Regions from separate parts of the Homo sapiens genome. Here region 1 is linked to region 2. The links are chromatin loops, found by intact Hi-C in ENCODE. Cell type or tissue: endothelial cell of umbilical vein. All regions are shown on one strand. Each heading gives the region's core, and the rest is flanking DNA. Links, peaks and the distances in the headings are about the cores only. Region 1 has its middle 120 kb from the start of PTCH1. Region 2 has its middle 61 kb from the start of PTCH1.

What was found. Hi-C counts contacts between places; a loop is a spot of excess contacts. Peaks named below come from ENCODE experiments on the same cell type or tissue, not always from the same donor. Only the 100,000 strongest peaks of a DNase experiment are listed, where the experiment ranks them.
Region 1: a loop joins it to region 2, with 5 times the contacts of the local background. A loop is called at or near these places in 2 of 110 quality-filtered maps.

The regions. Positions count from the first base shown.
Region 1 is chr9:95,622,956-95,633,623 of GRCh38, forward strand. No RefSeq gene overlaps it. Among named protein-coding and RNA genes, the nearest start is that of PTCH1, 120 kb to the left of the region's middle. RefSeq lists enhancers at 3,628-4,307, 4,160-5,359, 4,832-5,126. In endothelial cell of umbilical vein, for the core only: no CTCF peak of the experiment used is centred there; DNase peaks (open chromatin) are centred at 4,146 and 4,966; H3K27ac peaks cover 1,637 bases.
Region 2 is chr9:95,565,189-95,575,856 of GRCh38, forward strand. No RefSeq gene overlaps it. Among named protein-coding and RNA genes, the nearest start is that of PTCH1, 61 kb to the left of the region's middle. RefSeq lists enhancers at 1-230, 8,412-8,581. In endothelial cell of umbilical vein, for the core only: no CTCF peak of the experiment used is centred there; DNase peaks (open chromatin) are centred at 5,203 and 5,633; H3K4me3 peaks cover 295 bases; H3K27ac peaks cover 1,358 bases; H3K27me3 peaks cover 328 bases.

The DNA.
Region 1 (10,668 bases), core at 896-8,895, 57 kb after region 2:
TTGACTTTCAAGACTCAGTATTTAAGAAATACATTTCATAAGGCCTTAGCTACCATACTTAGTGATTCCTCTAATGGATCTGGGCAAAGTACATTGACAGCCTTCTAGAAAGGATTCACCATAGTAGATGCCATTAAGAACATTTGTGATTTATGGAAGGGGTCAAAGTATCAATATTAACAGGAGTTTAGAAGAACTGGATTCCAACCCTTATGGATGACTCTGAGGGGCCAACATTTCAGAGGAGGAAGTCACTGCAGATATGGTGAAAATAGCAAGAAAACTAAAATTAGAAGTGGAGTCCAAAAGTGTGACTGAATTGCTGCAATCTCATGATAAAACTTTAGTGTATGAGGAGTTGATTCTCATGGATGAGCAAAGAAAGTGAGATGGACTCTGATCCTGGTGAAGCTGCTGTGAACATTGTTGAATGACAACAAAAGATTTAGAATATTCCATAATCTTAGTTGATAAAGCACTGCAGGGTTTGAGAGGATTTACTCCAATTTTGAAAGAAGGTCTACTGTGGGTCAAATGCTATCAAACAGCATCACCTGCTACAGAGAAATCTTTTGTGAAACGGAGAGTCAATTGATGTGGCAGACTTCACTGTTGTCTTATTTTAAGACATTGCCACAGTCACCCCAGCCTTCAGCTGCCACCACCCTGATCAGTCAGCAGCTATCAACATCAAGGCAAGGCCCTCTACCAGCAAAAAGACTGTGACTCACTTAACGCTCAGATGATCATTAGCATTTTTTTAGCAATAAAATATTTTTGAATTACGGCATGTACATCTTTAAAAAACATAACTCTATTGCACACTTAATGGACTACAGTGTAGTGTAAACATAACTTTTATAGCACTAGGAAACCAAAACAATGTGTGACTCACTTTATTGTGATGTTTGTGATATTTGTTTTATTGCGGTGGTCTGGAATAAAACCTGAGGTATGCAATACGCCTTGTACATCAATCTCTCATCTCAGAATTAGAATTCAGAAGTAAGATGGTTGGGAAGGGATGCATATTAACACATTGCTTTGAAATTGAAGTCAGTTTTTTCCTAACTGAAGCTAGATCTGGCTTGGCTGCTGTCTTGATGAATGGACTGCTTTGCCAAATAGGTTACATGGCAGGCATTTCCATGAACTGAATGAGCTGCACCTAAAATGCCATGATTTGGATGAAAATGTACTTAAAGCATATGATGAGATAAAATAACTTCATTGAAAATCGTGAGGGTGGAGCGGGGAATGAAGAGTAGCTGCTAATAGGTATGAAATTTCTTGCTGGGGAGATGCAAATGTCCTGGAATTAGACAGTGGTGATGGCTGCACAACTTTCTGAAGATACTAAAACCCACTAAATTGCACACTTTAAAAGAGTGATCTTTCTGGTATGTGAATTACATCTCAATTTGAAAGGCAAAAAAAAAAATTGTATTGGCAAAGTTGTGTTAAAATGACTAGTATTTTAATTTTCCTAACCTTTTCCATGTTAACAAGGAATCTCTAAGTAAATGAGTAGCAGGTATAATTAGCAGTCATCTGAGAAGTTTGGGGGCAGTCTTTTTGGTGTATTTCCCAGAATCAAGACAGTGAATGACAAATGACTGGGTAACAAATACATTTTCATGTCTCATGGTTTCCATTTCTTTTCTTTTGACAAAATTGAAGGGGGACCAAGTTGATTTGTCAGGTGACAGGTCATTACTAATTTTTGATAATAGTTTATAATGTAATTTTTGACATCATAAAACTCCTTTCATTGATCTCTTGTTTTTGAGGAGAACAAAGTTTCTCACAATGTTTTTCTAAAAATGTGAAATAGAAATAGAATTAATTTTGGACCCCATTTCATTTTAGCAATAAGTAATTTTCTTCTGTGAGTATATCAGCTGATTGAAAAAAACACCTTTTTGATTATTTATTTAAACACATTATAGAGCTATGTTGTTTTGATCAATTGTATTCTGATGATTATTGAAATTATAAACTTGGTCTAGAAAAAGCTGTTTAAACCTTACAGTCTTACAATGATACTGAAATTAAAATTTTAGTGTATGTGCATTTTTGTGTCAGAATAGAATGATAATGATGGTCATTTATGAAAATAACTTTCAAACATGACAATTGCTAAGATATTCCTTAGCAAATGACAATTGCTAAGAAGTACGAGGAGTAAATGGAATGGAAATATGAGTTCAAGGAGAAAATGGAACAAGAAGCAAATAAAGAAGACTTTTCATGTATTTTAAAAATTGGTCATTGTGGGTACAGAATTGCTCCGCTACTTAGTTCCATTGGCAGAGTTTAAAAGAGTGATGTAATGGTTTTATTTTAAAATGCTAATATTTACAATAGTAAGGAAATGACATTCTCTGCAACTATTTAAACTCACAATAAAAGTTTTTAAAAATGTCATCTTAAAACTGTGAGGGAGAAAATGGGTTTTCAAATCCTGAGGGGTGATTGGATGTACCGGGGTGAGGGAGCTTTGCAGAGGAGGTGCTGGGAGCTGCACTTCGACAGGAGAAAGATGTCTGCCAGTCAGAGGAGGGCCCAGCCAGTTGCCTACTGGAGGCTGAGGTTTTAGGGGCAAAAGGCTGGCTCCTGGCACACTCACCAGGATGCCCATTACCATAGCAACTGATATCGTGGCCATTTTGTAGACACCCAAGTGTGAGAAGCAGCTATGTGACGGTCAACAATGCAGCTGCAGATGGCAGCACCCTTTGCTGGCCCCTGGCGAGTGTGTGTGCATGGCTCTCTGCTTTCTCTGTGGTGGCTGTTGTTCAGCGGCACCCTGAATTAGCCTGGCTTCAAACCCCAACTGCCTTCCCTTGCCCCACAGCATGCTAAGAGGACAGGACCACCCGTGCACCCCCAGGCTTCCAGAAATCAGGTGGCACTTTCAATCCCCAGGATCCAAGAGGATCAAAACAACGAGGCCGAGTTTGAAAAATGGACAAGAATAAGCTCAAAAAGAGCAGAGCAGAGGCTTTATCTTTTGTTGTGTTAGTGAGAAGGAAAACCTTGGTAAAGTTGGTGTATGGGGACGGGTCTTGGCTTGGAGGGTTTCCAATTGACTTGAAAAGAAACTCGGGCCTTTTTGCCCTATGAACCCAGCTCAGAAGCTTGTAGGGGAAGCAAATTTGAACTGCAGACCTCAAAATTGTGTTTGTGTTGACTGGGGAGCCACAGAGCCAGGTAGCACGTTGGTAAGAGTTCTCACACTTCTAGAAAATGCTGCAGTTGGAGCCTGCCCGGGGTGGGCTGTCCTGGGGCAGGAGAGCAGCTTCAGGCAGGGTCCGTGCAGAGAGGAGCCCCCGAGGCCTGTCCTGCCCCCCACCTTCAGTGTGGATTCTGCATTTATGCTTATTTATTTTCAAGTGTGTATACAGATGTGTGGGTTTTCTGAAGAGATGTGAGGGGAGGGAAGCAAATGTAGCTGTGCGGAATGTTTTGAGCCACAGCCATCGGGATCCAGAGGAAAATGGTTGACTTTTTCCAGCCTGCCCAGATGGGCCGAGCGTGTGGCATGTTAGCTCTGGCAGGGCCCCCGGGCTCTGTAAACACCGCTGCGGCCCTAGGCCGGGACGCCATGTGGACTGTCAGGACTTGCTGCCTAATGGGCTCTCGCAGAGTCTTCCAGCCGCTTCCTCTGGTCTCTGTGGCTCTGGGGAAAGCCTCGGGGACAGGGTGGGAGTCAAGTTATTTGATTCTGTCCCTTGAGGTCCATTTGTCCACTTCCCAGAAGAGCTGGACTGACAGCGAAAGGGACGTTCTTCTCTTGGGCAGGAAGACCTTGCCAGCATCCATGCTATGTGTGTTTCAGGAGCGGAGGGCAGGTTCAATTAGCTGCGGCAAGTCAGGTCTCGGAGAGGTCGTGGGAGGCCCCTCACCCTGGAGCCAGCTCCCCTTCCCCTCTCTGTTGCTTTCCGGGTTCCTTTTTTATGTCCGCTCTGGATGAGTGCATTTGCCTTCTGCCCTTTTCACTTCAATGGCCCTGATGCCGTCGTGTCCCGGCGACACACGTGCATGCTGAGCTCAGCGGCGTGGATGGGTGCCAGGTGCCAGGCTCCACTGTCAGCAAATCACACCCTCTCCTCAGCCCGCCACAGCCTTTCTGAGACTTGGGTCTATAAATTGCATCATGACAAGTCGCCTGGGAACTTCCCTCGCTGCTGGCAGCTCCACACCCATGCATTTCCTTTTCCTGTAAAAAAAAAAAAAAAATCAATTCCCAGCTCAAACTCAAGAGAGAAGGTTAGTTATATCGAAACCTACTGCACATAGACACTATATTTTCAGGAAAATATTGTCACCTTTTGAAATCTGTCACGTTGTGTTCCTTCCCGTTCCTGACCCCCTTCCTGGTCCCCTCCCTCCCCAGCCTTGACAGGAACAGTCAGCCTCAAGTCAAGCCTACAGCCACGCCCCATGCCCCTACCCCAGGAGGATGCGTGCTTTCAGAAATGGTTCCAGTGGTGGTGAGGCCCTCAGCCCCCCAGGACCCTCCTGTCAGCAGGGGAAGTTGACCGAGAGGGATGCTTGGGGTCGGGAGGTTGAGCCTTAAGACAGAGATCTCGGACGCATGGCGGGTTTCTGCTTAGCTGATGATGTTGGGCAGTTTTCTCATCTTTGCCCCACCTTCCTCATTTCTGAAATAGGAGAGGAATAATTTCACAGGAGGAAATGAGCATCCAGGTCAGTCATCAGTTTCCAGTGTCAGGACGCTGCATGGAGTGGTGTTCTCTCTTTACCACCCAACCAGGGCATGCTTTTCCACCTTTCCATGGATGCCAAGCCTTTGAATGAAAGCATCAGTCTCCAGGAGTCTTGGGCTAAAATCAAATCTATGAACTTAGAAAGGAGGTAGAATGGACATTTGTTGTTTTTGCTGCTCCCCGTTCATGCTAATAGCACCCCATTTCCTTTCCAGGAAATGACCTCATCCCCGTCCTGTGCATTCCAGGGAATTAGCTCACCCGCATGGTAGACTGTCAATCAAGGCGCCCTGCTCTCCCTGGCCAAGCGGTAGGCATGTTACTACAGTGGGGCCAACTGGATTCTCCCTTTTATGCATTGGATCTGGGGCAGCCTCACGAGTCAGGACACACGCTGCACTTGATACATACCAGAGTGCTTCCTCAGCCACAGCCATGGTTCCTGCCAGACCCCCCAGAGAGTCCCTGGTCCTGTTCACTCTGGCCGGGGGCAGTGGCCACCTGAAAAAGACTGATGTTAGTTTCCTACCCGCCTGTGCTAAATAAGCAGAAAGAAAAGTTCTTCCCACCTGAATGGGTGAGCTGAGGGGTCAAACCACAGGGCACCCAACATCATCATGCTGAGGATGAGAAATTAATCCACAAATGCTGCCTGAGCAAGGGACAATGGGACTCAGAAGTGCTAGAACTCTTTCCAGATAATGGAAACTGGATCCTGGGATCGCAAAACATGCAGGTGGCTCTTGAGCAACGCGGGTTTGAACTGCGCGAGTCCACTTGTACATGGTTTTCCTTCCATCTCTGCCCCCAGAGAGAGCGAGGCTAACCCCTCCTCCTCCTCGTCCTCCTCGTCCTACTCCACATGAAGACAATGAGGTCTTTAGGATGGTCTGCTTTCACTTATAGACTAGTAAATGTATTTTCTCTTCCTTATGATTTTCTTAGTAACATTTTATTTTCTCTAGTTTACTTTATTGTAAGAATACAGTATGTAATACATAAGACATACAAAATATGTGTCAATCAACTGCTTATCTTCTTGGTTTCCAGTCAAAAGTAGGCTATTAGTAGTTAGGTTTTTAAGGAGTTGAAAGTTCTGTGTGAATTTTTGGCGGCTCAAGGGATCACCACTCATAACTCCGACAGTGCTCAATGGTCAACTGTGTATCTTTCTGCATTTGTGTCAAATAAGGAGGGTCATTCATCTCTTCTTTCTCCTCCTCTGCTCCTTCCTTGTCTTTGAAAAAAAAACTTTTTTTGAGAGACAGGGTCTTACTCTGTCATCCAGTCTGAAGTACAGTGGCGCGATTATAGCTCACTGTAGTGTCAAATTTCTAGACTCACGTGATCCTCCTGCCTCAGCTTTCTGAGCAGCTGAGACTAGAGGCATGCACCACCACATCCAGCTAATTTTTGTTTTTATTTTTATTTTTGTGGAGATGTGGTCTTGCTATGTTGCCCAGGCTGGTCTCAAACTCCTGGGCTCAAGTGATCCTCCTGCCTCAGCCTCCCAAAATGTTGGAATTACCAGCATGAGCCATCATGCCTGGCCCTTGTCTTCTTATTATTTATTTATTTTGTTTCTTTCTTTTAGGGGGCAAAGAAGATGGACATTTTTTGATGGAAGCCAGTTTAATCTATATCCTTTACAGTATCTATTTAACCAAGTTAAGGTTCTCTCTGTCTATCTGGATGATCAGGGGTCATGCCTCTATAACTGGAGCCTGAAAACCAAATTTGCCATTCTGGAGTAGCTTCTCTGGAGTTGAAGCTGTTGCTGAAACTCTGTCAAACCAATTTAGCAAAACAAGCGGAAGAGGTAAAGTCATCGCTCTCCCCTCCTTCTTCACCCATGGCAGATAGGGTGGCTTTCTTGCAATCAGGCACAAATCTTCCTCTGTCCTACCTGGTCTACTTTTTCTATTAAGACAACTTTTCACTGCCTAAGCTCACAGGCAACCTTGAAGGGAGCTGCATTTTCCTCAGCAAAATCGCGCAGGCCTTACCTGTTAATGTGCCCGCGATGAGGCAAAACCGTGGCAACCATGTGGGTTCTACAGTGGAGGGGGCCACATTCCAGATGGGTCCTTAAGATCTGGAGATCTGGGTGACATTATCTCAAAGAACAGGTGGACATTATCTCAGGACCTGGGGACAGCAGTTACAGGGGTGGAATAACCACAGCTTCCACTTCCTGTAGCTCAGCCCAGCGGCTGTGGAAAGGACTGTGGATACATTTTGACCACCCTTTCCAGTTTCTCTTTTGTATTAGTTATAGTAATTCATGCTAGCTGTTATAACAAATAGTCCTCAAATTCCAATAACTGAATACAAGTGTGTTTCTCAGGTGTGCAAAGTCTGTCGAGAACGGGGTGGCTCCATGGCAGTGGTCCTCCAAGCAGTGACTCAGGGATCATGGTGTGGCTTTGTGATCTGAGTTGGCTCAGGTACTTCTAGTCATGTGGACAGAAGAGAAAGAGTAAAAGGAGCACCAGGTTCTTAACCACCTGAATCAGAAGTGCGATGCCCTTGGCTACAACCATCATGCCACCCACCTAACCGTGGAAGGAGCCCATGGACATTGGTGAGCACGGCATGCTCTGTAGCGCCTCAGTGTCCAAGCTCTTCAGCGAATCCCCCTCTCGACTCCTGGAGAAACTTCTCTTCTACACATATCCCTTAGGAAAGGTCTGAAACATACACAATACTAAGGTAAAAAGGAAGTATAAATGAGTGACATGTACTCTTCCTCAGAAATACACTGTTTTAGGCAGGCTAAACATCTTAACCTAAGATGGCAGCTCTTTCAGCTACTACTTTGATGCAGAAGGATAAGCTTCTGCTGAGCAACGCTGGAGTTCTGCTAATTTCCAGGCTTCTGAAATGCAGGTGAATGCAGGTAAGAATGGCCTTGCTGACAGCTCAGCACCACACAGTCCCCAGGCCCACCCCTGGCCTTAGCAACCATCACTCTTAGGAGTAACAAGCGTGGAAGGCATTCTCATTGGAGATCCCTGTGTTAAATGAGGAGAGAGCTCAGTCTTTGGTTCCTCTGGCTCAGTGCTTGTCCCATTTGCCTTTTAATTTTCTGGTCAGACGTATGCTTGGGGCTTTGAGCTCACAAATGATGTGGGTGATTCCCATTGGGTGGCTCTGTCATCTGGTGGGTGACCCTGGAAGTTTATTCTTTGTGCTCTGATTTAGAATAGAAATATAAGAAAGAAGTTGAGAAAAAAGTCTTCTTGACTCATAATTACAATGTGAATCAGTAATGAATCTCTAAGTTCAGTATGTGGGGAAGAACATTTTTTTCTGTCCATCTATCTCCTGGTTCCATGTCTAAGACCCAAGAAGAGAGCTGGAGCGAACGAAAAGGAAATAATAAAATTGTGGGGAACTTGGGAGAAATAATCAAAGGGAGGTTGAACTCAGGATGAAAACATCAGGCCAAGGTAGCACCCTGAAGGCCTGTTGCCAGCCCTGGTGCCCATATGTATTTTGATTGGCCTCTGGTTTGTTGGTCCACACAGTATTTTGAAGAAAGTATGAATTAGTAGCCAACTTTTAAATACCTGGAGATTTCACATAAAAAGCCAGATTTCCACCTTCTCTTGAAAAATTAGAGTTTGGAACAGCAATAAGCCCATATTCCAGCAAAGCAACAGTTGGCCTGAACTCAGCAGGAGCTGCCCCTTCAGACAGGGCAGGGCTTGTTGCCTTCAAGTTGGCAATGGCCCCACCCCTCCCTATGGCTCCCCTGCACTAAGCCTCCATGTCACTCCTCTTCATCTGGGATTTCTCAGTCCCGGTGGGTCTCCCTATTCATACTGTTGCTTGGACTCTGGAAGGATTTGAGTCTGTAAGCCTTGACCTAGGGAACTTCTATGCTTCGCAAGTTGCTGAAGAGCACTGAAGACCGTGATGGACTGGTGATGACAGACACTTGAATACAAGGGAAGAGCAAGAGAAATAGAATCACGGGAGTCTCATTGCTTCAGGGAATTCATGCGTTATGATGGTCATGTGTCAGGAGGATAAGCTGGGAGTACTTCTGTCTCCGTTGTCACTGATGCCCCAAAGGCCAAGCCTGGTGCAGTAAGTGCCAGGTACCACTGTATCCTAAGCTGGTTGGGGGGACCAAGTCTGTGCCAGGCTTGCAGAGGCACCCCCAGATTAGGGGCAGGGAAGGGAGATGGCCCGTACAGACATCTTCTTTGAGGAGCTTCACCAAGAAAGGGAGTGGAGAGAATTGGGGCAAGAGTTGGAAAAGATGCGGTCAAAATGTTTGTTTTTTAAGCTGAGAGCCATCTCAGCATTTGTTAATTGATTGGAATGATTTGATAGAAAGAGGAGACTGCTGGGGCTTGAAAGAAGGGTCAACTGAAGATGAGAGGTCTTCGAGTCAGCGAGAGGGAGGGGAATTGGGCTTTGAGACAGAAACACAGACAATGCGTGCAAAACGGAAGGAAGGCAGAGTCTAGGGGAAGTTGCAGTGAGGCTGGGGCACCTGGAGATTTAGCTGTGGAATGTTCTTTGATAACTATGCCCTTCTTGTCCTTTTTTCAACTATTGGTAATAAACTTACTGAAATGGGGTTATATTTAATTTATTGGGTCTTATTTTCATGTAAGGTTGTGTAAGCTGCTCACTGCACAAGGCATCTGGCCAAGAGGATGAGCTGGGACAAAAGTCTAGTCCATGCTCTCTGCTCACAGCAGTGTGCCCTGGTGTGGGGCTAAATGCCCCTGGAGTAAGGGACATGTCCCCATTTTCCTGTTAGTTTGCACAGAGCACCTTTTGGCTAGAAGGGACTCTCCTTACTTTGTTCTCTAGTTTGGTGTGAGTTGATCCTGTCTTGGAAATGGGAGTGTAAGATCTCTGACGGAAGAGGTGGTCTTGCATTTGTTATCACCAGCAGCACCTAAGCCAGTGTGTGCTTCCCCTAGTATGGGCCATGGAATGCTTCTATGAAATGTAAATAGATGTTACGTAAAAAGAAATCTATTAGAAAAAAAGGCGGGGGGCGGGGGTGAATCTGCATAGAGAAGAGTCCTTCAGCATCACAAACGCCATTGGAAAAAGCAGCCGGCATGCTCCTTAATGATGCCTGATGGTGCTGCAGGTGCCCATTCGCATGGGAGAGAAGGGCTTCCATCTCTGCGCTCATCCTCCAGAGGCTTCTGCATGGAAAACCCTGCTTGGAGGTCTGTGTGATGTCTCAGGGGGCAGTCCGACCCCCGGGGAAAGGTGTTGCATGGGCTGATCTGAGTGTGGTTTCCAAGAGTGAGGCTTGGGCCCTGGAGCAATCTGACTCCATAGTTTCTTTTACCAGGAAGACGGAACTTGTGAGCTTCCCTCCATCACTGTCAGGCCCTGGAACTATCCAAGAGCTCTTTCACTCATTTTCTTTAGACTTTAAACTCCTCCCAGATTTCCCTCAAATCCATTCTAACCCTTTCCGTTTTCATTCTTTTCTCCAACAAAGAGCAAAACTGAAAAATGATAGACTGTCTATTGTGTTGACTGAACAGTGGTGACAGCCATGGGTACTGATGTAAGGCTGCCTCAAGTTCTCAGTTTTAGTTGTGTGGATTTGGACAAGTAACTTCACTTCTCTGGGCCTCGGTTTCCTCATTAATAAAGTGGAGGTAATACCAGGACTGTTGTAAGAATAAATAAAGTAAATACATGTAAAATATTAAGGGGTTGGACCATAGTCTATGCTCAGAAAATGATGAGGATGTCATCATCACCATTGTCATCAATATCATTTTGATATGTTGATAGTATACTTGGTGCACTGCAAAATTCTAACTGCAATCAGATTGCATTGATAAACCCTGGAGAGTTCTGGTTTGACTGACTGAATTTGTCATATTGCTGCACTCTTTTCTATTTTAAAAACTTGTACACGGCCAGGCATGGTGGCCCACAC
Region 2 (10,668 bases), core at 1,461-9,460:
CTCCAAGTCCACCTGCAGCGCCTGCATGGCTGGGTGTGTGCCACGGTCCCTCTCACCACTACGCTTTTGCTCCTGAGTTCTATCTGGGACAGATTCTCATTCCTCTTGCCTTTTCCACACTTAGATGTTGCTTCTACTGAGAAGCTTGACCTGATTGCCCTCTCCCCAGGACAGGACTGGACGCCCTGAGCCCCACATTTATCCACTCCCAGGGCAGCCAGTGCTGGGCCTGGGCAGTGCATCCTTATCTCTTTTTGGTACTGGCTGCTAATGTCCCTGAATGAGGGTCCTGGAGAGGCTCCGGCTCCACTCCTTGGCAGAGCCCTCCGAGGTGGACACACTGACAGTGCTTAACAAATACTTGCCCAGTGCCGAGTGTGGGGCCTTGAAACCTGACTCTGGCTAGTGGAAACTTCTCCTGCATTCTGGATTTGGGGTGATGTTATGCATTCGGTTAGGAATCCCTAGTGGTGCTTCAATAATAATAGCCAATATTTCTAGAACAATTAGAAATTGTCCCACGAAGTGCTTAAGCACTTCCCATGTTTTTAGCTCACTTTTTTTTTTCTTTTGAGACAAGGTCTGGCTCTGTCACCCAGGCTGGAGTGCAGTGATGTGATCTCAGCTCACTGCACGCCAATTCCCTAGGCTCAAGTGATCCTCCCATCTCAGCCTCCTGAGCAGCTGAGACTACAGGTGGGTGCCACCACACCAGGCTTTTTTTTTTTTTGTAGATATGAGGTCTCACTATGCTGCCCTGGCTGGTCTCAAACTCCTAGACTCAAGAGATCTGCCTGCCTCCCAAAGTGCTGGGATTACGGAGATGACCCTCTGCACCTGGCTTCAGTCACTCTTTGATGACTGAGGTAGGTACTATTTTTAACTCCATTAAAGAGGTGAAGCGAATGGCCCAGACCATACAGCAGGCATGTGGCCGATGCAGGTTGGAAGCTGGACTCTGGTTCCAGACTCACACTGGTGACCTCTCTGCCTGCGGTGACACCTGTTGCCTGCAAGTCCCAGGAGGTCCTCTGCTGTGCAGTGGGTTAGGGGCCTGCAGCACACTGAAGATGCTTTATAAGCCTCTTTGGTGTTTTATAAGCCTCTTTGTATTCTACTAGCAATCTAGCAAGTGTCTTCAGCTTTAAAAGAGCCGCCAAACCCAGGGTGTCCTGCCAATTTAGGCATGCATTTAAACAAATTATACTTCTTCTTCTTCTTTTTTTTTTTTTGAGACAGGTTTTTGCTCTGTTGTCCAGGCTGAAGTGCAGTGGCACAATCTCGGCTCACTGCAACCTCTGCCTCCTGGGTTCAAGCGATTCTCCTGCCTCAGCCTCCTGAATAGCTGAGATTATAGGTGTGTGCCATCATGCCTGGCTAATTTTTGTATTTTTAGTAGAGACGGAGTTTCACTATGTTGGCCAGGCTGGCCTCGAACTCCTGACTTCAAGTGATCCGCCCGCCTTGGCCTCCCAAAGTGCTGAGATTACAGGCGTGAGCCACCGCGCCCGGCCGTTTAAACAAATTATACTTCTCATTTATGGGTATGAATCCAACTTCTTCCCCCAACTTTCTGGGTTTTTTGTTTTTTAAGTATATGTGCTGCCAAAGCAAGCACGTCCCTTTCTGTTTTTCTGTTGCTTTTTAAAGTTATGCAATTGATACCCAAATGTATTTTCCATTCTCAGAGATTTAAGTAGATTGGAAACATATAGAGTGAAATGGGAAAAGCCTCTTTGCTGCTTGCTTCTCTCTGCAGGACAATCCAACTTTCTTCCTGGGAGATAACGATCCTCAGGTTTGGATCCTGCAAGTCTTTTTTCTCTGCATTCACACACGTGTTTATAGCCGTGGAATAAAGTTCTCTTTTCATGTAAATGGCATACTCTGTGCACGGTTCTTCACTTAGTCTTTCTCCCCGGTGGACCCTACGTCTTAGTGACCATTTCCAGGGCCACATCACAGATCAGCCTCATTCTATTTAAGAGCTTTCTAGTATACACCGCCCTTAGTGATGGAAATTTGGGTTGTTCTCAGAAAAATTGTAAATCACAGTTTACTTAAAAAAATTATTACTTGCTTTAAAAAATGCCCCAAACAATAAGAGCGCTCATTTAGTGCTGAGGTTTACGCTCCTTTTCACACTCACACAATCAGCGCCAATCACACTTTCCAGAATATGGAATGCCTCCACTTTGTTTTGGTAAAATTAGTGCCTCACAACGTCTTCCCACCTCCTGGTCCCCCTTCTCACAGAGGGGGACCGGCCATTGTGCTCTTGGAAGTAGCACAGGATGTTGTTACACTTGGCTACGCAGTTGCATAATGGCCTCCGAAATTAGGCCCGGTGCTAGTTGAAGCCCTTGTTTGCCCTTCAGATACTGACCACAGATCAGCACAGTGGGCTCACTGCCTGGGAAGTCAGCACTCGCAGGTGTGTTTGTGTATTTGTGTGGTGTGTATGTGTAGCATCTATGGTGTGTACAGGGTGTGGGTGCGTAGTGTGTATGTGTGGTGTATGTAGTGTGTGTATGGTATGGGTGTGTGACGTGTGTGTGTAGTGTGTATGTGTGGTGTGTGAGCGGTGTTGGGTGGTGTGTGTGTGATGTGTGTTGTGTGTATGTGTAGTGCATGCAGTGTGTATGCATGGTATGTGGTATGTGTGGTATATGTGGTGCGTGTAGGGTACAGGGTGGTGGGTGGTTTGTGTGGTGTGTGTGTGCTGTGTATGTGTGGTGTATGTGTATGTGTGGCACATGTGGTGTGCATATGGTATGGGATAGTGTGTGGCATATATGAGGTGTGTGGGAGGTGTTGGGTGGTGTGTGTTTAATGTGTATGGTATGTGTGGTCTATGTGGTGTGTGTGTATTGTAGATGTAGTGTGTGTGTGGTGTGTGATGTGTATGTATGCGGTGTGTGTAGTGTGTGTGTGATGTGTGGTCTATGGGGCGTGTGGGGGGCATGTGGTGGTTGTGGCATCTGTTGTGCAGTGTGTCTGTTGTGTGGTGTATGTGTAGTGTGTGGAGGGTGTGTGGTGTGTGTGATATGTGTATTATGTGTGGTCTATGAGGAGTGTGGGGGGCATGTGGTAGTGTCTGTTGTGTGGTGTGTGTCTGTTGTGTGGTGTGTGTCTGTTGTGTGGTGCAGGTGTAGTGTGTGCAGTGCGTGTGGTGTGTGTGTGATGTGTGTAGGATGCATGGTCTATGGGGCATGTGGGGGTCATGTGGTGGTGTGTGTTGTGTGTTGTGTGTCTGTTGTGTGGTGTGTGTGTAATGTGTGCAAGATGTGTGATGTGTGTAGTATGAGTCTATGAGGTGTGGGGGGCATGTACTGGTGTGTGGCGTCTGTTGTGTTGGGTGTCTGTGGTGTTGTGTGGGGTGTGTATGGACATCATTGCTCCTGGCGCTGGCCCTCTCTTGGGAACAGGGAGGTCACCCTGGGAGTGAAGGGGTGAGAGACCTTCCTTCCCGGACTCACTGCATCTCCCCACTCCTAGAACAATTATTCCGAGTGGATAATGCACAGCGAGCTGAGTGAACAGCCTTTCTCTCTCTATGTGGAGTGCTGTGCAAGTGAGAGGTGAGGCCAGCTGGACTTCCTGGGTCGAGTGGGGACTTAGGGAACTTTCCTGTCTTACAAGAGGATTGTAAAACGCACCAATCAGTGCTCTGTAAAACACACCAATCAGTGCTCTGTAAAACGCACCAATCAGCGCTCTGTAAAACGCACCAGTCAGCACTCTGTAAAATGCACCAATCAGCAGGATTCTAAAAGTAGCCAATCGCAGGGAGGATTGAAGAAAGGGCACTCTGATAGGACAGATACAGAACATCGGCCGGGACAATAAGGGAATAAAAGCTGGCCAGCCCCAGCCACTGACGGCAAGCCACTCCAATGTCCTTCCAGGCTGTGGGAGCTTTCTCCTTTCGCTCTTCACAACAAACCGTGCTACTGCTCACTCTTTGGGTCTGTGCAAGAGCTGTAACATGGCTGAGCGCCTTGGCTCAAGCCTGTAATCCCAGCACTTTGGGAGCCAGAGGCGTGTGGATCACGAGGTCAGGAGAGTGAGACCATCCTGGCCAACATGGTGAAACCCTGTCTCCACTAAAAGTACAGAAATTAGCTGGGCGCAGTGGTGCGCGCCTGTAATCCCAGCTACTCGGGAGGCTGAGGCAGGAGAATCGCTGGAACCCCAAGGGTGGAGGTTGCAGTGAGCCAAGATCGCGCCACTGCGCTCCAGCCTGGCGACTGAGCGAAACTCCGTCTAAAAAATGAATGAATGAATGAATGAATGAGTGAATGAATAAAAGCTGTAACAATCACTGCGAAGGTCCTGGCTTCATTCTTGTAGTCAGGAGACCATGAACCCACTGGCAGGAACCAACTCTGGGCACACAAGGACACTGAACATCCAGCGAATCTGCAAAATACTCTCCTTGTGGGGGAGAGTGTCTCTAGGTATTGCTGTTTTCCCTTTCTTTAAAAACATTTTAAAATCACATAATAATTTACCTGATTGTGTCAGGAAGAGTGAGAAACTCCTACTATAGAAGGTGAAAATCCCTGATGTTGCTTTCGGAGAGAGCATGTCACGTTCTTGGATCTGACTTTCATTTCTCTCAGATAATAATGTTTTGAAAATAGCTCATCAATATAGGTTGCCAATTGATTTTACTTGACACCCTCCCCCCCCCCCCCCCAGCTAAAATGGACCTGTAGAGGTGAATTCATGTTGACATATACGTTCATAACACTTCTGGACGTGTGGGTAGGTTATGAGGTTAATTGCAGTGGCTGAGTCCAAAATCTTACTCTGTTTCCCTTTGAGATTGGTAACAGATCAGACCCAAGAAAATCAGACGAAAATGAAAGAACTGTATGAACTGTATCAGTGCAGTCCTCAAAACAGGGTTCAGGGAGCCCTCTCCTTCCTCTCCAAAATGAAGATGCTGGAGGGAAAGCCCCATCTGCAGGGCCGACTCTGACCACCGTAGCCCGGCCTCCTGCATGGAGGGTCCCCAGCGCTCCGGATCTCTCGCCTGGCCGTGGCAGTGGCCACCCAGGGCTGCGGTATCTTTTCTCAGCGGAGTCAGACACAGTCCGCACGGGAAACCGGGAGCAGATACAATCTCCTGTGGCTGCAGCCCGGCGAAGGGGCTGAGCGGGTGGCTCTTTCCTCCCAGAGCGCCTGCATTTTTTTGCGGATGGAGTGAATGTTTGTGTTTTCGTGAGGCCATGCGAAAGGAATGTGAGTATTAGAAAAGAGCCCTGTTTGTTAAAACGATAATTGCTAGAATGCTCTGGAACCGTCCACATTCGCTCTTCCAGTCTCATAAAAGCCCAAGGAATGGGGGCAATGTCTGACTGACGACCTGGACTCAAAGCCCTTCCAGATGAGAGAATTTTGCTGTCATTTTGGTTATAATTTTCCCTAATGACTTGGATTTCTCTTTGGCCACCAAATATTTCAAAGCAACTGGTTTTTTACCGCATCCAAGAGCTGAAAGCCCCCATGGCAGTTCACGGGCTAAGGACGATCGCGTGAATAACTAATAACCAAGTGGACAAATATGCATCATGTGTTTGAACCAATACTCATGCTCGATTACACCGCAGGCTGTTTCAGATGCTTTCAAGCCAGGCCTGGCTGGCCCCTACAGACACCCCCTGCAGCCACTTCCTCAGGAAGTGAGCTCACCTCCCTCATGGAAGAGCGTTTGTAAGATGCTGGCGCTCCTCTAGTGCCAACGCTGGAGGCTGGGATCACCTGCGGGTTTTCAGTTGCTCCTGGGAGCTGCCAGGAGAGTCCCAGGAACAAGCTGCCTCCTTGCACCCTTACATTTGTTTGCTACCCTGCAGATAAAGTGTGGTGCGGGAGTTTTCCAATTCATTCACACAGCGGAGAGAGAAAGGAAGGAGTGAAAGAACGCAGCCTGCCGGGCCTTGGTCTCCTCTCAGGCTTTGTTTGGGCTAAGTGAAGGGTCCATGCTATGGCTGAGGGTAGAGTTTTAGTAGGTGAAAACATCTGCGTGTCTTGGCTCTAATAAGCTGGGGTGCGCGCCTCCACTTACCTAGATCTCCATGCGGAGCGGCATCGTGGCCTGATGGTCGAGCGAGGAAGTTTCTCCAGTTCCAGTCAGACTAACGGCCTGGTTTGAATCTGGCCTCTACAACCTCCCAGGCTGGGAAGCCTTGGGCTACTTACTTAACCTCTCTGTGCCTTAGATTTCCTGCCGGCAAATGAGAAGACAATCAGGCCTTCTGAATCATGTACTGCAAAGGGCTTAGAACAGGGCCTGGTTCATAGAAGAACAAATGGGCAACCGGCCCGGAATTAGTGTGCTCTGCAAGGGTTAAAATGATAATTGCTAGAATGCTCTGGAACCGTCCACATACATTCGCTCTTCCACAGTCTCATAAAAGCCCAAGGAATGGGAGCAATGTCTGACTGACGACCTGGACTCAAAGCCCTTCCAGATGAGAGAATTTTGCTGTCATTTTGGTTATAATTTTCCCTAATGACTTGGATTTCTCTTTGGCCACCAAATATTTCAAAGTAACTGTTTTTTATGGCACCCAAGAGCTGAAAGCCCCCATGGCAGTTTCCAGGCTAAGGACACTTTATGCAAACCCATCCCAGGAGGAGGAGGAGGAGAGGGAAGAGAAGGAGGAGGAGGAGAGGGGGGAGGAGGAGGAGAGGGGGAGGAGGAGAGGGGGAGGAGGAGAGGGAGGAAGAGGAGCAGAGGGAAGGGAGGGAGGAAGAGGAGGGGAGGGGAGGGAGGAGGAGGAGAGGGAGGAGGGGGAGATGGTGAGGGAGGAGAGGGCGGAGGAGGGGGGAGGAGGAGAGGGAGGAGGAGAGGGAGGAGGAGAGGGAGGAGGAGAGGGAGGAGGAGGACCAGGAGAGGGGATGCAGTCTTGCTCTGTGCCCAGGCTGGAGTGCAGTGGCATGATCCAGGCTCACCGCAACCTCCGCCTCCTGGATTCAAGCAATTCTCATGCCTCAGCCTCCTGAGTAGCTGGGACTACATGCATGTGCCACCACACCTGGCTAATTTTTGTATTTTCAGTTGAGATGGTTTCACCATGTTGGCCAGGTTGGTCTTGAACTCTTGACTTCAAGTGTTCCGCCTGCCTCAGCCTCCCTAAGTGGTGAGATTATAGGCGTGAGCCACCGTGCCTGGTCACACCCCACATTTGACAATGATGCTTTAGGACAATTCCAGCCATTATGATCTCTTGGGTCTAGGATCTTGTCTTGAACCGCATTTGAACCTTTTGGTACATGAACACTGCTGTTGGCTGGCAAATCAAAACTTCCTGGTTTTCAGAAAAAAAAGGCTCAAGAGAGGCGCCTTGGACTTCAAATGGCGATTACAAAACATTTTGATGAGTTAAGTGTAAATGAATCAGAAGCATCTGGATTTAATTAGCCTCCAAACACAGCCATTTCCAAACTTGGGGAAGGGAAGCAGCACACTTGTGTCAAAACACATCTTGAGGGTTTCCTGCTAAATTCAAAATGATGGAAAAACAGATGGAACCATCTGCCAGGCATTCAGGTTGCTCTCCACATGGACCATCTTATCAGGGACACGGAGCTGCGGGACGTTTCTCCCGCAGACACGGACAGCGTCTCTGCGTCGCCGTTGCCAGCCCGTTCATGGCCCACATTTAATTAAACCAGGCCTACGCATGGCTGGAGAGAGCGCGGCTTCCATGGTTTTGAAGATGGTCCAGGGCACAGTCCTCATGGGACTATGTGTGTGGTCTTCCCTTACAGCGGAAAACCCCCGTCTCCTTCTTCTCATGTCCTGTAAGTTTTTCCATGTTACCCACAAGCTGGCCACGGAGGCATCCCATTGCTGAACGCAAGCTGCTCCTGCCGCCGGTCTGTTTCGGTGACGCTGCCTGGTGTCAGGCAGTCGGGGGTATACATGCCTCTTCCCTTAGAGGTTGAGCTGCTCTTCCTCTCCAATGAGAAAGGAGCTGAAAGCTCAAGGGCCTGGGCTGTCATAGGACGTGCTTCCAGAAGAAAGAATCCATGCATGCTGAGGCCAGAATGGAAACAGGTGCAATTCTCTTCAGAGCTTTTAAGAACTCCTGTATTGTGTCTAAGCTTTTTATGCTTTGGAGTGTCCAAATTTCCCAGTGAATGGTCAAATAATAATGATACTGTGCATTTGTTCAACAAGAGTCTACAAGGTGCTTTCACACACACAACCTCGTGAATGGGGTGAATCACCCATATTTTACAGAAGAGGGAATTGGTGGATTGAGGTGAGATCTGCTCAGGGTCTCTCAGTCAGGAAGGGGTAGGGCTGGATTTGATCTGGATCTTGAAGTTCTGAGCCTAGGGCATTTCCCAGTATTCGACATCTACCAAGGAGGAATGTGACAATTACCAGTGTTGTTTACGTTCAGATCTCAGACCTCCACTTGCCAGCCAGACACACCTTCCCGCAGGTAAAGCAGAACGAGCCCCAGGCTCCTGAACTCCTGCATTGCTGCCTGGGACATCCTGGTCAATGTGTAAGCACCACCCGCGCCCCATCTCACTCTCAACAGTGTCCAGCTTGAGACGATGAATTATGCGGATACTCTTCTCTGAATCCAGTCTAAAAGGGACAGATTTTTCTGGTTTTATTTGGATAAATCATTGAACTTTTCCATCCCAGCTGCTTCCCACAAACATTTCCAAATGGGTGTTTTCCTGTTTTGAGGAGTAATGTCTCTGTTTTCAGAGACTTTGAAGATTTCCTGATAGAAATACCTAATGCAGGCTCAAAGCATTGGCTGAGTGCGCACATAATTCTCTACCACCTAGTTCTTACATTGTGCCTTGCTCCAAAGTTAACCATGGTTTCCTCATCTCTCTCAAAGAAGGAAGGAGTGGAGAGACCTGCTGTAAGCAGATTCCCATGTAGGCCAAGCTGGTTTTTGGTGCCTTCCTGCTTCTCTTTCTCTGTCCACCTCCTACCCTCAGGTTCCATCTCTTCTCATCCCCACGGACGATGGCACTACCCCCAGGCTGTCCTCCGAGTCCCCACAGATGATGGCACCGCCCCCCAGGCTGTCCTCCGCGTCCCCACAGACGATGGCACCGCCCCAGGCTGTCCCCTGCATCTCCACAGACGATGGCACCACCCCAGGCTGTCCTCTGCGTCCCACAGACAATGGCACCACCCTCAGGCTGTCCTCGGCATCCCCACAGATGATGGCACCGCCCCCAGGCTATCCTCTGCACCCCACAGACGATGGCACAGCCCCCAGGCTGTCTTCTGCATCCCACAACAATGGCACTACCCCCAGGCTGTCCTCTGCATCCCACAGACGATGCCACCGCCCCCAGGCTGTCCTCTGCATCCCACAGACGATGGCACCACCCCCAGGCTGTCCTCTGCGTCCCACAGACGATGGCACCACCCTCAGGCTGTCCTCGGCATCCCCACAGATGATGGCACCGCCCCCAGGCTGTCCTCTGCATCCCACAGACGATGCCACCGCCCCCAGGCTGTCCTCTGCGTCCCGCAGACGATGCCACCGCCCCCAGGCTGTCCTCTGTGTCCCACAGACGATGGCACCGCCCCCAGGCTGTCCTCTGCATCCCACAGACGATGGCACCACCCCCAGGCTGTCCTCTGCGTCCCACAGACGATGGCACCGCCCCCAGGCTGTCCTCTGCGTCCCACAGACGATGGCACAGCCCCCAAGCTGTCCTCTGCGTCCCCACAGACGATGGCACCACCCCCAGGCTGTCCTCTGCATCCCACAGACGAAGGTACTGCCCCCAGGCTCTCTCCTGTGTCCCACAGATGATGGCACCACCCCCAGGCTGTCCTCTGAGTCCCACAGACCATGGCACCGCCCCCAGGCTGTCCTCTGCATTCCCACAGTCTCTTGCATCAGCTCTCACTGAATCTCCCACTTTTTCCTAATTGAGATAGTTTTTCCCACTTTTATTGCCCTCGCATGAGCCTTAGGGAAGGACCTAATGCCCTCATTTCCACGAATCCTCCTAGGCCTTGTTAAAGGAGCTGTTTTGGGGAATATCCCATGTGCTATGGAGTCATGGAGCTCACACGGAGGCCAGTCCCTGAGGGGTGGGGAGGGAGTGAGGAGAAGAGGGAGGAAGAAGGTTTCTGTGGACACTGCTGTCTGCCGGGAGGGTTATCTGCATGGCTCTACTGGGCCCTTCACACCTAAGAATTGCTTGCTTTCATGAGGGGGTTCAGCCACCTTCTTAGAAGGAGAAGGGATCTTGTGGAACTGTGAGGACCTGGAAGTCCACAGAGACCGTGCACCACACGTGGGAATGGGAGCAGGGCCTGCAGCCCGGCCTCTCTGTTGTGGCTTCTCCGTGTGGACACTCCGTTTGCACACTCTTCCCTAGAGCAGCCTCCTCTGCGGACCCGCTACCATGTCCCTCCAACGCTAACTGGCACCCAGACCCCACGGCCCCCCCATCCTCTCTCTAGCCACTTCTTCCTTCTAGCCCTTACTAGTCTTTGGTTGTAAGCAAAAGAAACCAACTCCGGTTAACCTACCCAAGAGGGAAGTACTTGGGAAGAATGCGGGGCATGTGTTCAGTAGGATACCTTGGAAGCAGATGTTGAGAAAGGGGTTTGAGTGCAAGTGATTTTTTTTCTGAGAGGTGATCTCAGGAAGC